Regions from separate parts of the Homo sapiens genome. Here region 2 is linked to region 1. The links are chromatin loops, found by intact Hi-C in ENCODE. Cell type or tissue: psoas muscle. All regions are shown on one strand. Each heading gives the region's core, and the rest is flanking DNA. Links, peaks and the distances in the headings are about the cores only. Region 1 overlaps FGF9 (fibroblast growth factor 9). Region 2 has its middle 89 kb from the start of FGF9.

Region 1 (8,341 bases), core at 222-8,221:
TACAATTATCATTGCTGCTGCTGTTATTTTTTTTTCTTGATGTTCTGCAGACCAGCCAGTGAAAAGGTTTTGTGAAATCACATGCACCTTATTCTTTGTTGGACCTGATGGGCAACACTGGCTAATATTCATTATTAGTCCTCAGCTACTCCGTGTGCAGGGAAAGCAGAAAGATCATCACATGCTCCCTTAGAAGCTGCAAATATTTTTTAGTTTTATGATTAAACCTTTCCTTATTGACCTGGTAAATTAAATCATTCAGACCTCAAAAGGGGCCAAATGTTTCCTGCATTTCATCTTACGACGAAAATTGAACATTAATTAACTCATTACATTAATTTCAGGGTATGTATGACCCACATTTTGGTGTGCTTTCAGGTTACTAAGAAGATATTCACATACATGTGACTGCTAATAATAATAAAATGCCACAATTTTAGTTATTTTGACTCAGAAGAATAGTACAATGAAATAAAATGCATCAAAAAGGGAGTGCATCTCATGAAAAATGAATCTCATGGAAATATTGCCTTATTTATATTCCCATTTGCTTTTGAAGTAGGGAAGGCTAGTAATAAACTGGCTTCTTTTGCATGTATTCTCCATCATAGAGTCATAGATTATCAGATTCAAAACACAATTTGTAATTTCACTTTTTTTGATATACTGTTTAACATCCTATTAAAATAATTACATTAAGCACAAGATAAATTTGTTACATTTTGTCCTTATAAAAGAATTAGGAATGCCCCTTTAGAAGAAATAGCTCTTCTTTTTTACATCACCTTGAAATAGTTTCCTCTTGAGTTAATCCTTTATTAGATTTATGCTGTTCATGTCTTCTTTTGATTGCAGTACCAGTGTATTTTGTGAGAGTTGCAGAATTAATTGTTGAAAAATTCATGTAAGTGCTTTTTTATTAGTCACATGAGACTGACTATAGCACATTGTTACCCTAAGTTTTTTTCTGAACTCTTAAATGTAAGTAAAATTTTTAATATTTGAAAGTATTTTTAAAACAAGAACTCAATATTTGATATGCATTAATGTAAGGTCTACATAAAATGTAGCACTTTAATTTACAATAAAAAGGAAAAAATGGCTGAGTACAAATAATATTAGCAGTGTCCAGACAGGCGCGGTAGCTCACGCCTGTAATCCCAGCACTTTGGGAAGCCGAGGCGGGTCGATCACGAGGTCAGGAGATTGAGACCATCCTGGCTAACACAGTGAAACCCCGTCTCTACTAAAAATACAAAAAAAAAAAAAAAAAAAAATTTAGCCCAGCGTGGTGGCTGTCCCAGCCTGAAGTCCCAGCTACTCAGGAGGCTGAGGCAGGAGAATGGTGTGAATCCGGGAGGCGGAGCTTGCAGTGAGCCAAGATCGCACCACTACACTCCAGCCTGGGCAACAGAGTAAGACTCCATCTCAAAAAAAAAAAAAAAAAAAAAATTAGCAGTGTCCTAAATATACTGTGGGCTAATCATCTTATAACCACACTGTAGTTACAGAAATTGAAACTGCTGTTGTGTGGCCATAAAATTCTGGATTTATGCCCAGCTTAGGTGTTATTCTTAGTGAGGTAAGCAAGGGGAAAGAAGGAAGTAAAATAAGATCATTGTGTCGATTTGATTTTGGAATACAGCATTCCATGCCTACTTTAAATCAAGAGCAGTATTTATCTCTTCAGAATATTATTATTTTAATTGCTTAACTATCTCTTTGAGGTTTAGATAAGTATAGCAAAAACCAATACTTTGTTTAAGCAAAAATAATTGGGATGTATGTGGGCAGTTTTAGTTTTCTAGATAGAGTTAAAAAAAGTTAACACAATAGAGAGCTGGATAATTTTCTGTATAAACCAATCAAGGCTTTAGTTAGCACTTCATTCTCTTATTTTGAGAGACTATTCTCTAAACAGAATACTTTTTTTTTTTTTTGCTACTTAAACAGGTATTTATTTCTCCCAGTTCTAAAGGCTGGGAAGTCCAAAAGCAAGATACTCACACACAGATACTTAACTTCATGTTTATAAAGTGGAAATAGGTTGTCTTTTCTAAAAAAGTATTCTGTTTAGCGAATGGTCTTATGTCTCTCAAAATAAGAGAATCACAGACAGATGCTTAACTTCATGTTTACAAAGTGGATGTAGGTTGTCTTTGTCTTAAATTCTACTCTTTGAAGTTAATTAGATTATGTACACACTGGTTTTTCTGTCCTATTACTTCTTAGCATATCTATGTAGATACTAACTTTTTAATTTTTAAAATGTTTTGTTTTTTGTGTAAGTCATGTTGGTAAGTATTTTTGTGTCATTATGATAAGATAGAATTTAGTTGAAAATCAATTCTTTTACACAGTGATTTTCAAAGAGAAGACACTTCTTTAACTAGCGTGGGGTTATCCAAGTGGGGAGCTGGGCTTAGTGTCCTCTCCAAAACCCCAGGGATGCTGGGACTCTAAGGACATGCTCTGTGATCTGATCTGTCCTCTGCCTTCTACCCTTTGTCTACAGGCATTCTGGAATTTATCAGTATAGCAGTGGGCCTGGTCAGCATTCGAGGCGTGGACAGTGGACTCTACCTCGGGATGAATGAGAAGGGGGAGCTGTATGGATCAGTAAGTACTGGAGGGACTTCATCCAGCTTTATCTCCATGTTTGATTTGAACAGCTGTCTTTTCTCTGGATTAAAAAGGGCCAGAAATGCAACTGAGTCTGTTTGGAAGGCGAGTGTAAGTTTTTACTTTTTGAGGAAAGCCATTTTATTTTTATTAATAGATAAACAGCTCTGCACCTTCACTAGACCAAAGTTGCTAAGAAAATGCTTTATTTATATGCCAAACCATCTTAATTATCAAGTAAATAAAAAAATTTACAAGTGTGAAAAATCCCATCTCTTTGTATTGAATGAGAGTTATTTTTGAAATGAATTGAAATGATCTCCTCCTAAGCTTTGCCAAGCATTGTAATTAAAACTAGAAATAGACCATGCAGTGAATCTAAACTCTCTCTGAGCTACATCCAAGATTTTCATTATGCAGAGAAGAAGGGAGATGGAAATTGTTGTCAGATATTTTTGTACGTGAATAAGAATATTACGATATTGTAATTATTTGCAAATGTTATGAATTTCTTTTTTTCCCACTCCACATCCCCACTAGGTTGTAAGGTCCTCATGGGAGACAGTGAAGAAGTATTTATTGTGCTCTGCCAGGTGCCAGACAGGCACTGTTATAGGTGCTGAGGTGTGAATGAGACAAAGTCTACTCTTCCACTCTGTGGCGGGGACTAACTTTCCATCATGGTATCACTTTACTCCTATTAATGCAGTACCTAAAACACAGTGTGTGGTACGCAGCAGGGACTTAATACATTTTTGCTGAATGTATAAGTATGAATAATATATACTAACTTGGGTTTTCAACTTTCAAACTTGTAATGAAATTAATCTGTAGCGTTTCTTTCTCTCTTTCTTTTCTTTTCTTTCTTTTTTTTTTTTTTGAGATAGGGTATTGCTGTTGCCCAGGCTAGAGTGCAGTGGTGTAATCATTGCTCACTGCAGCCTGGAACTCATGGGCTCAGAAGATCCTCCTGCCTCAGCCTCCTGTGTAGCTGGGACTATGGGTGTGCATCACCACACGTAGTTAACGAAAATTTTTTTTTTTTGTAGAGACAAGGTCACGCTATGTTGCTCAGGCTGGTCTTGAACTCCTGGCCTCAAGTGATCCTCTTGCCTTGGTCTCCCAAAGTAACTTATCGTTGCAATTACTGGTGGTCAAATGAGAATTTAATCCATGTTTTCTGAAATATGAGAACTTTAGTTTACAAAAAGTTGAAAATGAAAAGAAGCTTAGAATGAGGAAAGATTTGGAGTTCTCAATACACAGAAATGAAGGGCAAAACTTTTTCTAGATATAATTTTCTACCATTAGGCTTGTAAAAATATGTATATATAGATACACACATACATATATATAAAATGCTAAAATGTATTTGTAAGTATAGGATTGACTTTAGCTTTTTAAACACAGTGGATGGTTTAGGCAAAATTATTAACTCCCTACACAATTTTTGTGAATACCTTTAAGTGTGAAAAAAGATAAGATACAAGATAAAGGAAACTTACATTAAAAAAATAGAAAATGATCTTTTTTGTCACAACTTCAGTTTTTTTTTTTTTTTTTGCTTTTAGGTATGTAATGTGGGTTTGAGTGGGTCACAGTTGAACTCAATAAAATGCTTTTTTTGTGTGTGTAGAAGAGAAGTTCTGACTTTTAGTGTGTAGATGGAACTTTATCACAGTGGCCTCCAAATTTTTTGATCACGTATCCCCACCAAAAAAATTTTTTTTGAATATGCATCTCAACATATGCATTTCAAATAAATATACTTAATTTGAGTATGCATCTCAAATATTAAATTATTTTAAAATTGTTTATCTCAAAGTATAGTTTATATATGTTATTTTATAAGAGATACAGCAAAGTAAACAATTTTAAAGAATAGAATGAATGAGGAAACCTAAATAGGGCCCTACTATTTGTTCCCCACTCCAAGGATCACCTTGCACACCCCTCTGAATTTTTCCCAGTTGAGAGCTGACCAGTCTTTCAGATGAAATCACCAGCATGATTCAGACTCCTGTGGTTTATTGGTTGACAAGGAGAGCATGTCTAATTTTGTGTTCAGCAAAGCTGCTGGTAGGATTGTTGCCCAGGCTGTCTCATCTCTCCTTCTGGATGATTTAAATGGTTTCTTACTCATGCCTTCCTGCCTGGCACACCCCAGTTCCTAGCACAGTGCCTGGGGCAGCATGAGAGGGACATTGAGTGTAGACCCACGGAGTGCCAGTGACAATACTGTGGGACACGGCAGCCAGGTAGACAGCTGGAGAGCACCATCTTTCCCCTTTTCTGGGAAGCCCAGCTGTCTTCTTAGGTTTTCTGTGACTCCTGGCTGCCTCACCTTGGGCTTTTTGAGCACACACACAGTGCGTGGGCAGGAATAGACTTGTCACCACTGCCATACAGCTGCACATCTTGCCGACAGTCCAGTCATGGAGTCCCAGTCAGGCAAAGGGCAATGAAAGAAAGGGTAAAATGGCTCTTCTTCCGTGTGTGCTTGAGAAGCACACATCTTCTCTCGTGAAGAGTGCCCAGGCTTGGAAACTGCTCCAAGGAAGGGTGGCTGTGAGAGACACTTTTCCGTATTATGCTTTCCTTGCGGAAACGTCTTCAGCTGCTTCCTTGCCTTCCTAGTCTTCTGTCTCCAATCCATTCTCCACACTGATGGCAGAAGTACCTTCAAAACCCAGACAGGAGTGTCACTTGTGCACAGAGATCCCTTCAAATTCTTGCTTTTGAAGGATACAGCCCACGTTCTTTAATGTGGCACCCAATGCTTAGGATGAACCGCTGCCTGGATCTGCTTTGCCAGGAGCACCCTGTGTGCCTCTTTGCCTATGCAACTCGAGTCTGTCTATTTGCTGTTTTCCAAACACATCATGCAGTCTGATTTATACTTGTGGCCAAGTGAATTTCTCTCTCAGATGCCTTTCTCTTGCCTTCTCCACCTGAAGAAGCAGGACTCTTTATTTAAATTCAATGGAAATATTACTTCTTCTGCAAAACCTTCATTACACCCCCAGTTCTAATCCTATTTATTCTAGTTAGCATTTCTTATGTTTTCCTTTGGGCCCTAGGAATACTTTGTTCCCATTATTACATAAGTCACAGTACAGTTTACAGTGTGGTCAATTGTATTTCTCTGTTCCCTAATGTATCTAAAGGGCATGGACCACATTCTTTTTTTTTTTGGTTTCCTAACACACAGCTATGGCTCTTGTACATAGTAGGTGCTCGATGAACGCTCATTGGGTTGAACTGATTTAAAAATTATGATTATTTTTGTCCCGCATTGGATGCATAGATGTGGCCTCACAGTATCTCGCTTGTATGGCTGCTGTGTACTTAGGTCTCCAGTTGAAGGAGGAATCACCATCTTCCATTTCTATGCATAATTGGCCTGTGTGTGCCTGTGTTGTCTCTGGTGTGTGTGGCCTGAGGGGGAATGAGGCTGAAGCTGGAGGAAAGATAATGTAGTGTCAAGGGCATGGTTAACTCTCATTCTGTATCTGCTACGAAGTAGGCACCAGGCCCTCTTTCTCCTCTTCTGTAAGATGAAGAGCTCGAGTTAGACATCTGGAATGTTTCTTCCCAGTCTGGATGGATCCCAAGAATTCTGTAGTTTGAATTTCTCAGCCTTCTTTCTCAAGTCTTCTCTGTGTGACCCATGATGTTCTCTGTGCACACAAAATGTTTGTGCAGTGAGACCTTTTTGTCTCTTTTGTAAGGAGCTGGGAGGGAGGCTCCTGGGCAGCAGGTTATTTCCCTTTGGTCTGTTCCTCCAGCAGGTGAGGGGGAAGGTGAGAGTGAAAGTCTTGTTCCTCAGGGGCTGGAATCTCATATTTCCCACTGGGTTTGTGGTTATCATGCCTCGTGTGGCAGTGAGAATGAGGAGTGACTAAAATATCTCATTTTCATTGTGATGAGATTGAGAGAAGGAAAGAAACGGGCAATGGTTGTGTTACTAAATACACTAACATTTGGAGCCTCCAGGAATCTTTATCTGTGTGAAGTTGCATGAAGCTCAGTAAACTAAATTGGAGATTTTTTTTTTCTAAACGGTTAGAAACTGATCTCATTACGAAAGAAGGTAAATAGGAGATTTGGGGAAATCACTTTCGTAAAGTAAATGTGTAAATGTGAAATTCATTTAAAGCGTATTTTCCTATTTTGGGATTAATTTTCTCTTTTCATCTATGTAGTTTTTGTTTGCTTGTTTTTGTCTTCAGGTTTACCTTGAGAGTAGATCTAAAAGGTCAGAGGTAAATGGGTTAATACTTCTTCAGAAAAATATACAGGATTCTGATATCCTATTAGAATGTGGAAATAAGAAAAACTATATTGCTAATGAGTATAACGATTTGATTAGAAGGAGAATATGAATAATTTTAACTTGGGGATGGTGTTTGATTATTGTATTCACGTGATAATTTGTCCATGTATCCGTTCATTCATTTGCTTATTTATTTCCTATTTATAGCTTTGACTCATCCAGCACTGTGATGAGTGCAAAGCAATGAAACAGATAGCTATACTTGTAAATAATTCAGGGCAGTGTGAAATTTCCCATAGTAGAGGAATGGACAGATGTTTTGGCATCCCAGAGGAGTGTTTAAATAACTGCTTGGGGAGGTTGAGCGGTAGCATTTAAAATGGGTCTTGAGGGATAAATAGGAGCCTCAGAAAAGGAAGGGCAGGCAGGTTAGGTCACGTGACCCTTCAAATGTCACAATTAAAATACGCTGCCAGGTTGAAATTTCGAGAGGATGTTAGATTACACACTTGGCCAGGGGATTAGAGTATTCATTAACATTGGTCACTTTTGTTCTTATCAGAAAGTTTAGAGGCATGGCTCTGATAATTACTTTTAGAGTCTTAATCTAAACTGTTTGAGTATTATAAAAATACTTAAAGAAGTTTTTTGATGGAGTCTTACTCTGTCACCCAGGCTGGAGTATAGTGGCATGATCTCAGCTCACTGCATCCTCCTGCCTCAGCCTCCCGAGTAGCGGGGATTACAGTGCGTGCCACCAAGCCTGGCTAATTTTTGTGTTTTTAGTAGAGATGGGGTTTCACCATGTTGACCGGGCTGATCTTGAATTCCTGACATCAAGTGATCTGCCAGCCTCACCCTTCCAAAGTGTTGGGATTACAGGCGTGAGCCCCCATGCTTGGCTTTCAAGATACTTTAAAACATCAAGAATAATTGACCATAATAAATGCCTCCTTAAAAAAGAATGCCATGAAAAAATTAATCTCCTTCAAGAAGCTTGCATTTAACAAAAGGAATTGACCTTTTCTTTAAAAAACGTAGCTGGTACAGGTACTAACATTGTAAGGATGTTGGAACATACAGCATGGAGTCTGCAAAAGTGACACTGGAGGATGGCGCAGAGATGGGGGAGGTGCTAACATTTCTCGTTTGTATCCCTTTGTAGCACTTACATTATTTTGCCCAGAATTGTAATTCCTGCTGGTCTCTTTGTTAGATGAAATTTTTTGGAGTCAGAGTCTTTGGCTTTATAATTTTTCTATTTCTTGAAGACCAGGCAGGGCAATTTATGTGCAGTTGGCACATGGTAAATGTTTGTTGACCCAATTATTCACTCCGTCATGAACACGCACATGCAGTGTCTACTGTACATGAGCATCGAATAGTGATAGCACTGATACAGGGTTGTGAACTTGTAGAGTCAGGGTGTTTCCACAGGAATTA
Region 2 (8,341 bases), core at 56-8,055, 77 kb after region 1:
GAGCACGTCGTTCACTCAGGGACTCAGGTGTGGCTGGGCTGGCCTGCGGGGGCTGTGGTGGGTCTGTTGGGAGCTGTTTTCCAGAGGACATGTGGAAAGCATGTGTGCTGCTGTGAAAGGGAAGCTGACTTCACATCCATGCAGGGGTGTGTTATTCCTAGTGTGCACCAGGTGTCTGGGGTGGGGGGGCAGGGAGCAGAGTATGCCTTTATTCCCTGCCAGCAGGTCTGGTGGCTTCTCCTGACATAAGAGATGATGGATCCCAGCAGCTCGGTAGCCTTGGAGGGTGACCCCTTGAAGGGGACTTCACTGCCCTCACAAGGGACAGCTTTTGTACACACAGCAGGCCCATCTCCCCCATGGTGAGGTCTGTGGTGCTGAAACCACCTCTGCAGGGTTGACAGGAACTGCATGCTGGGTTCTGTCTGGGTGGAAATAGAGTTATAATTCAGCATGAGCCAGGCTGCACCGTGGCCCACTTCCTTGTGTCCACAAGTCTGAGCGTTTGTGTTCCCATTGTTCCTTCAGACAGCAGCTCTGACGTTGGAATCATAAGGCTTTTGTTTAAGGATCGCTTAAGAGGTTTTTCAGACCTCAAATTCCAGAAACCAATTTGAGGACCTCCACGGAGGAATAGGATCAGCATGAGGATAAAACGCCTTCCTCTCTCCCTGCCCCCTGACTTCACCCTGCACTCTTCCACCAGTCAAGAATCTCCACACTTTGGCCCCATTCAAAACCCATAAAAACCCTAACCCCAAATTCCTCAGGGAGAAGGATTTGAGGTTCCTTCTCATCACCTTGTTCATTGACCCTACGATTAAACCTGTTTTTTGCTGCGAACTGGTGTCTTGGCACACTGACTTGCTGTGTGCATCAGGCAGCTAATCTATTATGCTTGCAGTGCCCCAGCAGGGCAGTGTCTTCCTAGCTCCCATGGCACCGGCTGCTCTGTGGGCTCCACAGCCCTCAGCAGATGTCATGGAAAGGACAGATACCGCGGGGTCATGAGGAGGAATTGACACTTTTTGAAAGGGGACAGATTGGAAGAGAAATTGGGGGTCCTGGGATGGTGAGTGTGGGCAAAGTTTGAGAATGTCTGTGTCTGACCATCCAGAGACCCAAGACTTGCCTGTGGGCTGGGCTGGGCTGGCCTGGGAAGCCCAGGTTGTATTTATGAGTGCATTGTGCATTTATGTACCCATTTATATTGAGGAAGCCACAGAGGGGACACTGATGGACAGGAAGTTGACGAAAATTGTAGATGTGACTATGTAACCCAAAAACTCAGAAAAAAAGAGACAAGAATGATATATTTGATAGAAAAATGCAAGCCAGGCTTTAGCACTGGAAATCAACTTAGACCTGTGGCCCAAGGCAGAAGGCACTGTCTTGAGCCAGGGTGAGTGCAGCTGGGAATGACACAGTGGATTGGGACCTTGGAAACCATAGGAGTCAGTGCCAGCCTGAGTGTGCTGGTGAATATCCCTGGACAGAGAAGCTTAGAGAAACTTGGGGGCTGCTGAGCCTGGAAGTTGAAGTGTGTGTGTGTCCTTCATATAGAAGACTGGCTGGTTGAATTTTCAAAATAAATTCCACAAATATGTCTTCTTCATATTCTCAAATATCGTAGTTTCTACTCAGATCACACTGGAGAGAAGGAGGAGAAGTGGGAGAAGGAGGAGAGAGAGGATGATGACACACATAAGGAAGTGACCTAGGTAATAGGTGCTTAGCAGTCTTAGCAATCAGATCAGCAGAGCTGGGTTGTACATTGACATCACAATTCTTTCTTCATCTGGCTTTTTATGGATTTATGAATTCTTATCCATAGCACATTGATAATATTCTAGGTTGGAGTGGGGGACTTTCCCAGACTTCACACCAAGTTGCTAAAACTCCCTTTAAAAACTTCCTTCTTTTTACAAACGTGGAAACAAAGAAACACACCTAGATAAACAGAGGAATACAAATGCTGTAACAGAGGCCCATAAGCAGGTTGATGGAGCGGTTTTCTCAATGAATATGTTATGTATTAAGGTCTAGCACTTAATGTAGAGAAAATAGATCGAGAGATGATGGTGACATTTTAAGAGTTCACAACCCCCTCTGATAACATACAGATTTTAAAAAGCAATTTTAAACCTAGGAGGAAAGAAAAATATACAAGGAGTATTTGAAACAGAGTCCAGCTTGCAATGCTGCAGGCCAAGAACAGTTCATAGCCCCCTGAAGACAGACCCCCCCCCCAAAGCATGCCAACTTAGTGCCAGCAAGCGCCAGGGAACACATTTTGCACAATTGGCCATTGGCTTTGTTTCTTAAAATGTATTCTTGGCATTTTCCACAGGATGTACTTGGTAGTGAGTGGATGTGTAGACCTTTGAGAGGTGTGGTTATAACCATCTATCTCGCTGTCTATTGCTCTTTCGGGTATTATGTCACCTGACATCATAGTACCTAAAGTTCAAACCTCCAAAGTAGCTTAGAAGAAAAATGCCAGGAAACTGTTTCCTTGTACATCCCCAGAGGGAAACTTTAAAGAGAATGTCCTTGCACTGAGTTCCCCGGTTTCTCATAGGAAGAACAAATAAAGGTTGGAACAGCCAGAGTGGGCCTTCCTCCCCCCATCTTCCTTTGGTAGCAGGTCGTGCCTCGGTTTATTGTGAATTTCTCTGTAGACCTCCACGTGCAACAGTGGGGAGTGCCAAGGCAAGAGCAGAGCCGGACAGCAGTTAACGGGGTAAACACAGTTTATTCAGCATTGCTGCAATACAGAAAAAGAGACCTCTGTGTAAAACTGGGCTCCACTCTGAATACCGCATGGGCAAGTGGGGATTCATAGCTAAGGAGCAGGGTGGGTTTGGTGGATGGAAAATCACGAAGAGGAACCTTCAGGAGTGAGGGGTATCTGGCTAAACTGACCTCACAGGATTATTGCTGAAGACAGGCCAGGTGACCAGACATCACCTGGGAGATGGTGAGGGTTGAGGAACCTGATTAGGTATTGAGGGCAAGAGGTTTTGGCTAAACTGCCTTAGTAGGGTTCTTGCTAAAACTGCCTTCTGCAAGGAAGTGCACAGATGGACTTTGCTGGTCTGGGTTCGGGAGCCTGGCTTAAGTTTGGTCAAGCAGCAGTTGTTAATGCAGAAAAAGAAGGCGGCCTTTCGGTGTGCTGAGCACAGTGAGGGAATTATTGCTGGTTTACTCTGGGTTTTCACATGCTCTTTCATTCCAACAACTGAACTGGTTTTACTTGAGTCGATCTGCAGCCCATCCTGAAATTATTTCAGTAAGTTTTCCTCTGTCTTTGTGTTTAAAACACAGCAAGCTGCTGACATGGGGTGAGTATCAGGTGAATACTACCTTCTAGAACCTTTGTCGAATCAGTCTGGCCCATCTCCATGCTTTTCATAAGTTAATTGCTAACTCCCAAAGAAAAAAAATACCATTTCTTACTTTCTGGTCTCTTATCAAACATGCTGAGCACGGCTTGGTTAAGCAGTAACTCTCGCTATGCAAGTAAACAGAATTCTCCACCGCACCTCCCTCTTTGTACATGAGAACTTGGGAGAAAATCATCAACAGCTATTAATAATGCACTGAACTGGAAGTGGTTCAGTTTCTTTAAGACACCTTGAGAATATTTACACGTGTGGAGGACAGAGTGTTTACAAGGGTCCCCGTGAGAACACGGTTATGGGAGGGTGGCTGTCGGGTCTGGGGGCATTCTCCTGCCAACACCAGGACTTCAGCAACAGGGGGCTGTTCCTTGAGTACAAATCTTAAATTTACATGGAAATTGGCCAACTTTGAGGTTTCGGAAGTTTTATAAATGGCTGGAATCTCAAGAGCCAGACGTGGTTTTGGGACTCAGTGGTGGGGTGAGGTTTGAACACCATCCGGGCCTTGGCTGTAGAGAGAGCTGAGAAGCGATGAGCACCCCAGGGCTGTTTCCACACGAGCAGGCGGAGGAGCTGGGCCACCTAAGTAGTGTGATTCAGAAGTTGCCAGAAAGGCAGCCCCCTGACAGAGAAATAGGCCTCTCTCCTCAAAGATTTACCTCTGAATCTGAATTTTAGATGGAGAGATTTCTACACTTCAGTTTGGGTTTGGACTCCAAGGCCTCTCCTTTAAAATGCAAAAAGTCAACTTAAAAGAGGAATGTATTAACATATTAGCACACAGGCCACATACCATGAATTAATGAGTTCACCAAATAGACATCACCTGCAGGATCCTGAAGGCCAGGGTGAGGGGCCCTTCTTAACCCTCCCTGTACCACAGCCTGTCTCTGACCTGAGATCCCAGCACTGCACCCCCACAAGCTCACCTCATCTGAAGGTTTGAGCCCATGGTGATATTTACATCAGGATTGGACTGGGACCTCCAGGAGCCTTAACTGTGGACAGCATTAGCTGCTCTTCTCCTTCCTCGGCCATAAGAAAATAAAATTCAACTTAGTTCTAAAATGAACATAATGATGGCTTAACCATGTGCAGGCTTTCCCCACAAGGGAAAATCACTTCTTGTATTTTTTGAAATAGAAAACATGAAATTCTTTCCCAAGCTTTTCTTTTTGTTCCTGTTTTGATAATGTCCCAGGTGCACACTTAAGATGGAACCCAACCATCTTTTCATTAACACACCACAGACCCTGGCTGGGGCCCTCTCCTCACTTCTTGTGCCTTCCCTGTGCCCTTCTTCATGCCACGAGCCTGGTACTAGCGATGCGCTAGCACACCAAACGTAATCCTTCACCCAGGCCTGGCTTCCAAGTGCTAGACTGACCCTCTCAGAGATCTAGCACTTATGTACACTCGAGCGTCCTACCGGCACCTCCGCATCACCAGGTCCAAAACAGAACTTGTGAACTTTTCCACCAAATTCGCTCTTTTTCTTGTTATCTCCATCTAAAAAAATTCATCCAGTTTCTCAAGTCAGAAATCTGGGAGTTATCCTTAACATCTTCTTATATGCAAAAACCCACGATTTTTCCTCCTTAGTATCTGTCATTTCCATCTATGGCCACTCTCCCTCCCACTGCCACTATGCCTTGGAGCCGCCCTTTGCTCCTGCCTGGCTCATTGCGGTAGCCATCTAATCCTCCTGCCCTGCTCTGCTCATCTCAAACACCCATTCTCCGCTTGTGGCCCGAGGGATGGTTCCGATCTGATCGTGTTCCTCATGCCCCTGTTTCACCACCCTGAATGGTAGGTATCCCCAGGCTCAAACACCTTCATGAAATTTACAAGACTGCTTACCATATGGCTGTGCTTTCTGCTCCCTTCCCTCTCTAGCCACTTTCCATCATGTATTCCACATGTCTATGAATTCCCACACACAGTCATCTGCCTATGCTTTGGGCCTTTGCATATGCTATTCCATCTTCTGGGAGTAGACTTTCCACTTTGTAACTGTCTGATTCCCACCCATCCTTTGGCACCTATAGCTCTTCCTCCAGGTCCTTTCCTGGGCCCTCCAACAACAGCCTCTTACTGCACTCTTCACACTGCAGGGTCTTTTGTCCTGTGAAAGTTGCAGATACCAAAATGAAATCGCTTTTGCCATACCCGGACAGAAGAGGGCCAGAAAGGCCCATAGGAGAGGAGGCTCGGGCTGACATGTCTGAGATGAGAACTGCTTCCGAGGACTTTCTAAAATCCTTTCATGTCCTTTATGCATCCCCTGTTCTGATAAGGTTTATCACGAGATATTGTTTAGGACTACAGTAATTCAGATAAGATGTTCTTGGAAGAACACTTGCCCACTGATGGCATCTCCACCAATGAACTGAAAGCAACTCTGACTTTGAACCTCTGGAATCAACAAACTCTGTTTCTAAGAAGTTCATGTCAATCTCGGTTTGCTAATAAAAGCCCCCCTCACCCTTTCCTCACTGAATGCACTGGTAGCTTGCCATTCCATGCATTCCGGATTATAATCCTTACTTCCATTCCTGAGTAAATTCAACATACCTACAGATAATTTTCTCTAGTGTCTTTTTTAAGGTTGACAGTCTGTAACCTTTTCTAGCCTAGGAGCTCCAGAGGCTCTTGGGTTCCTGGGCTCTGAGGCTTGGGCAGAGCCACAGCAGGCACTGTGTGGATCTCATTAGCATTGTTTGCTCAGCGCCTAGCACAGTGCCTGCCACACAGTAAGTGCTCAGTAAGTGTTTGTTGATCTGATGAATATATTTTAATACATCGAGTTGACGGGCACTCTGGCAAAAGGGCTTGGTCGGAGTTACGTTTAAGGACTTTAAGTAGATGGAAGCTTCATCTGGGTTCTGATTATGGGATATGTGGGAGTAGGTCACAAAAGTTGAGACTGAAAATGTAACAAAAGTCATCACTTAATGATGTGTTCACCATGGCCAGGTGCTTTATCTGTAGGAGCTCAGGTTATCCCAAGTATCTCAGGTTAAACTGGGGCATAATTTCTTCATCTGTCAATCTAAAATGAAATGATGAGTAACTTAGGCCAGGTCACTTGGCAGGTGTGGAGGGGAGCGGTGAAGGCAGAAGCCAATTGATACTAAGAATAGGCTTTGTGTTCTCAGCGTTGCCTGGGCCTGTGCTAAATGCATGGAGCGCATCTACCACTATGACAGTCGCTGCCGAAACGATCACCCAGTCGCAGTCACTTTGCTCTGATACACATTTTAAAAATGTTATTGGTGTCAGTGGTAAGGTTGGGAGTGTGTGTATATCGTGTGTTTAGGAGGGTAGAGAAAGTGAGGTAGTTTGACCTCAAGAGATAGTGGGATGATTAATGGAGATATTAGCACTTGCTATTTTGAATTACTTGGCCTAGCTTTCCAAATGATTACCTCAAAAATCAATTAATTAGTTCATTAGTTAACCAAATTTTTATTAAGGTGAAGTTCTAGACTCTGTATGAAAAAAAAAGAAAGGTACCAGATGCTCATAATCTAGCAAGGAGAGAAGAGGCAGACCACTCTTCATTGTCATGCAAAGCAGGAAAAGGTCAGTGCCACATACGTGTTGGGTGAAAGTGCGGGGTGTCCCAAGGGGGAAGTCATTACTTGCCGTGGTAATTGGAGAAGGTGGCATGTCCCCTGGCCACTAGCAATGAGTGCTGTATAAAAGTGTTGTTCAACATTAACATGCCAATGAACCTACCACCTTATACAGGGTTTATAAGGCTACAGATAGCAGGCACTCCATAAATATTTGCTGACGTGCATGTACAGCATGCAACCATTCCATCTGAGTGGAGGAATTGTGTTCATTACTGAATCTAGTAGAGGGTATCTGATTAGTTTAGTACAATTATGATTAAAGTCAACTCCTATTAATTGCCTCACTTCTCAAATGCTTAGTGTATCTTTATTACAAGGTCATGATTATGAGATCATGAAAATAATCTCATCCTTCAGTGAATAAAAACTACTAACATACTGGTAGAATTTTTTTTTTTTTTTTTTTTTTTTTTGAGACAGGGTCTTGTTCTTTCGCCTAGGCTGGAGTGCAGTGGCACTATCTCGGCTCACTGCAAGCTCCGACTCCCGGGTTCACGCCATTCTCCCGCCTCAGCCTCCCAAGTAGCTGGGACTGCAGGCGCCCACCACTACACCCTGCTAATTTTTTTTTTTTTTTTTTTTTTTTTAGACGGAGTCTTGCTCTGTCACCCAGGCTGGAGTGCAGTGGCGCGATCTCGCTCACTGCAAGCTCCGTCTCCCGGGTTCACGCCATTCTCCTGCCTCAGCCTCCCCAGTAGCTGGGACTACAGGCGCCCACCACCACGCCTGGCTAATTTTTTGTATTTTAATAGAGACGGGGTTTCACTATGTTAGCCGGGATGGTCTCGATCTCCTGACCTCGTGATCCACCTGCCTCGGCCTCCCAAAGTGCTAGGATTACAGGCGTGAGCCACTGCGCCCGGCCCCGGCTAATTTTTTTGTATTTTTAGTAGAGACGGGGTTTCACCTCCTGACCTCGTGATCCGCCCGCCTCGGCCTCCCAAAGTGCTGGGATTACAGGCATGAGCCACTGCGCCCGGCCAGAAAATATTTTTATGTATATAATAAAGATAATGTCTTATATTAAGTTGAAAATATTTGTTTTAGTTTCTATTTAATTAATTTCTACTTAATTAGGATATCTGAGAAGGGATCTTATTGAAACCATTTCCCATTGAATCCTCTCTGAAGCTCCATTTACTGCCTTAAATTAGGAGATTAAAAATTAAAGTGAAAGGAGATAAATAAGCATAACTTTTACAATGCTTGGCAAAATTACTGTTAGAATAAATATTTTTTTAAATCCATGCCCCCTAGCTGTTGAAATGTAGATTAATCCTAACACTTCCAACTTTG

The links. A loop is a pair of places that touch in the nucleus more often than their neighbours do. Peaks named below come from ENCODE experiments on the same cell type or tissue, not always from the same donor. Only the 100,000 strongest peaks of a DNase experiment are listed, where the experiment ranks them.
Region 2: it touches region 1 in a loop (6-fold over the local background); 5 of 110 quality-filtered maps call a loop at or near these places.

The regions. Positions count from the first base shown.
Region 1 is chr13:21,678,527-21,686,867 of GRCh38, forward strand. It overlaps FGF9 (fibroblast growth factor 9), which reads left to right. Exons shown (of 3, transcript NM_002010.3): 2 at 2,516-2,619. Among named protein-coding and RNA genes, the nearest start is that of FGF9, 12 kb to the left of the region's middle. In psoas muscle, for the core only: no CTCF peak of the experiment used is centred there; a DNase peak (open chromatin) is centred at 4,787; H3K4me3 peaks cover 378 bases; H3K27ac peaks cover 1,392 bases.
Region 2 is chr13:21,756,189-21,764,529 of GRCh38, forward strand. No RefSeq gene overlaps it. Among named protein-coding and RNA genes, the nearest start is that of FGF9, 89 kb to the left of the region's middle. RefSeq lists an enhancer at 1-664. In psoas muscle, for the core only: no CTCF peak of the experiment used is centred there; no DNase peak of the experiment used is centred there; H3K27ac peaks cover 247 bases.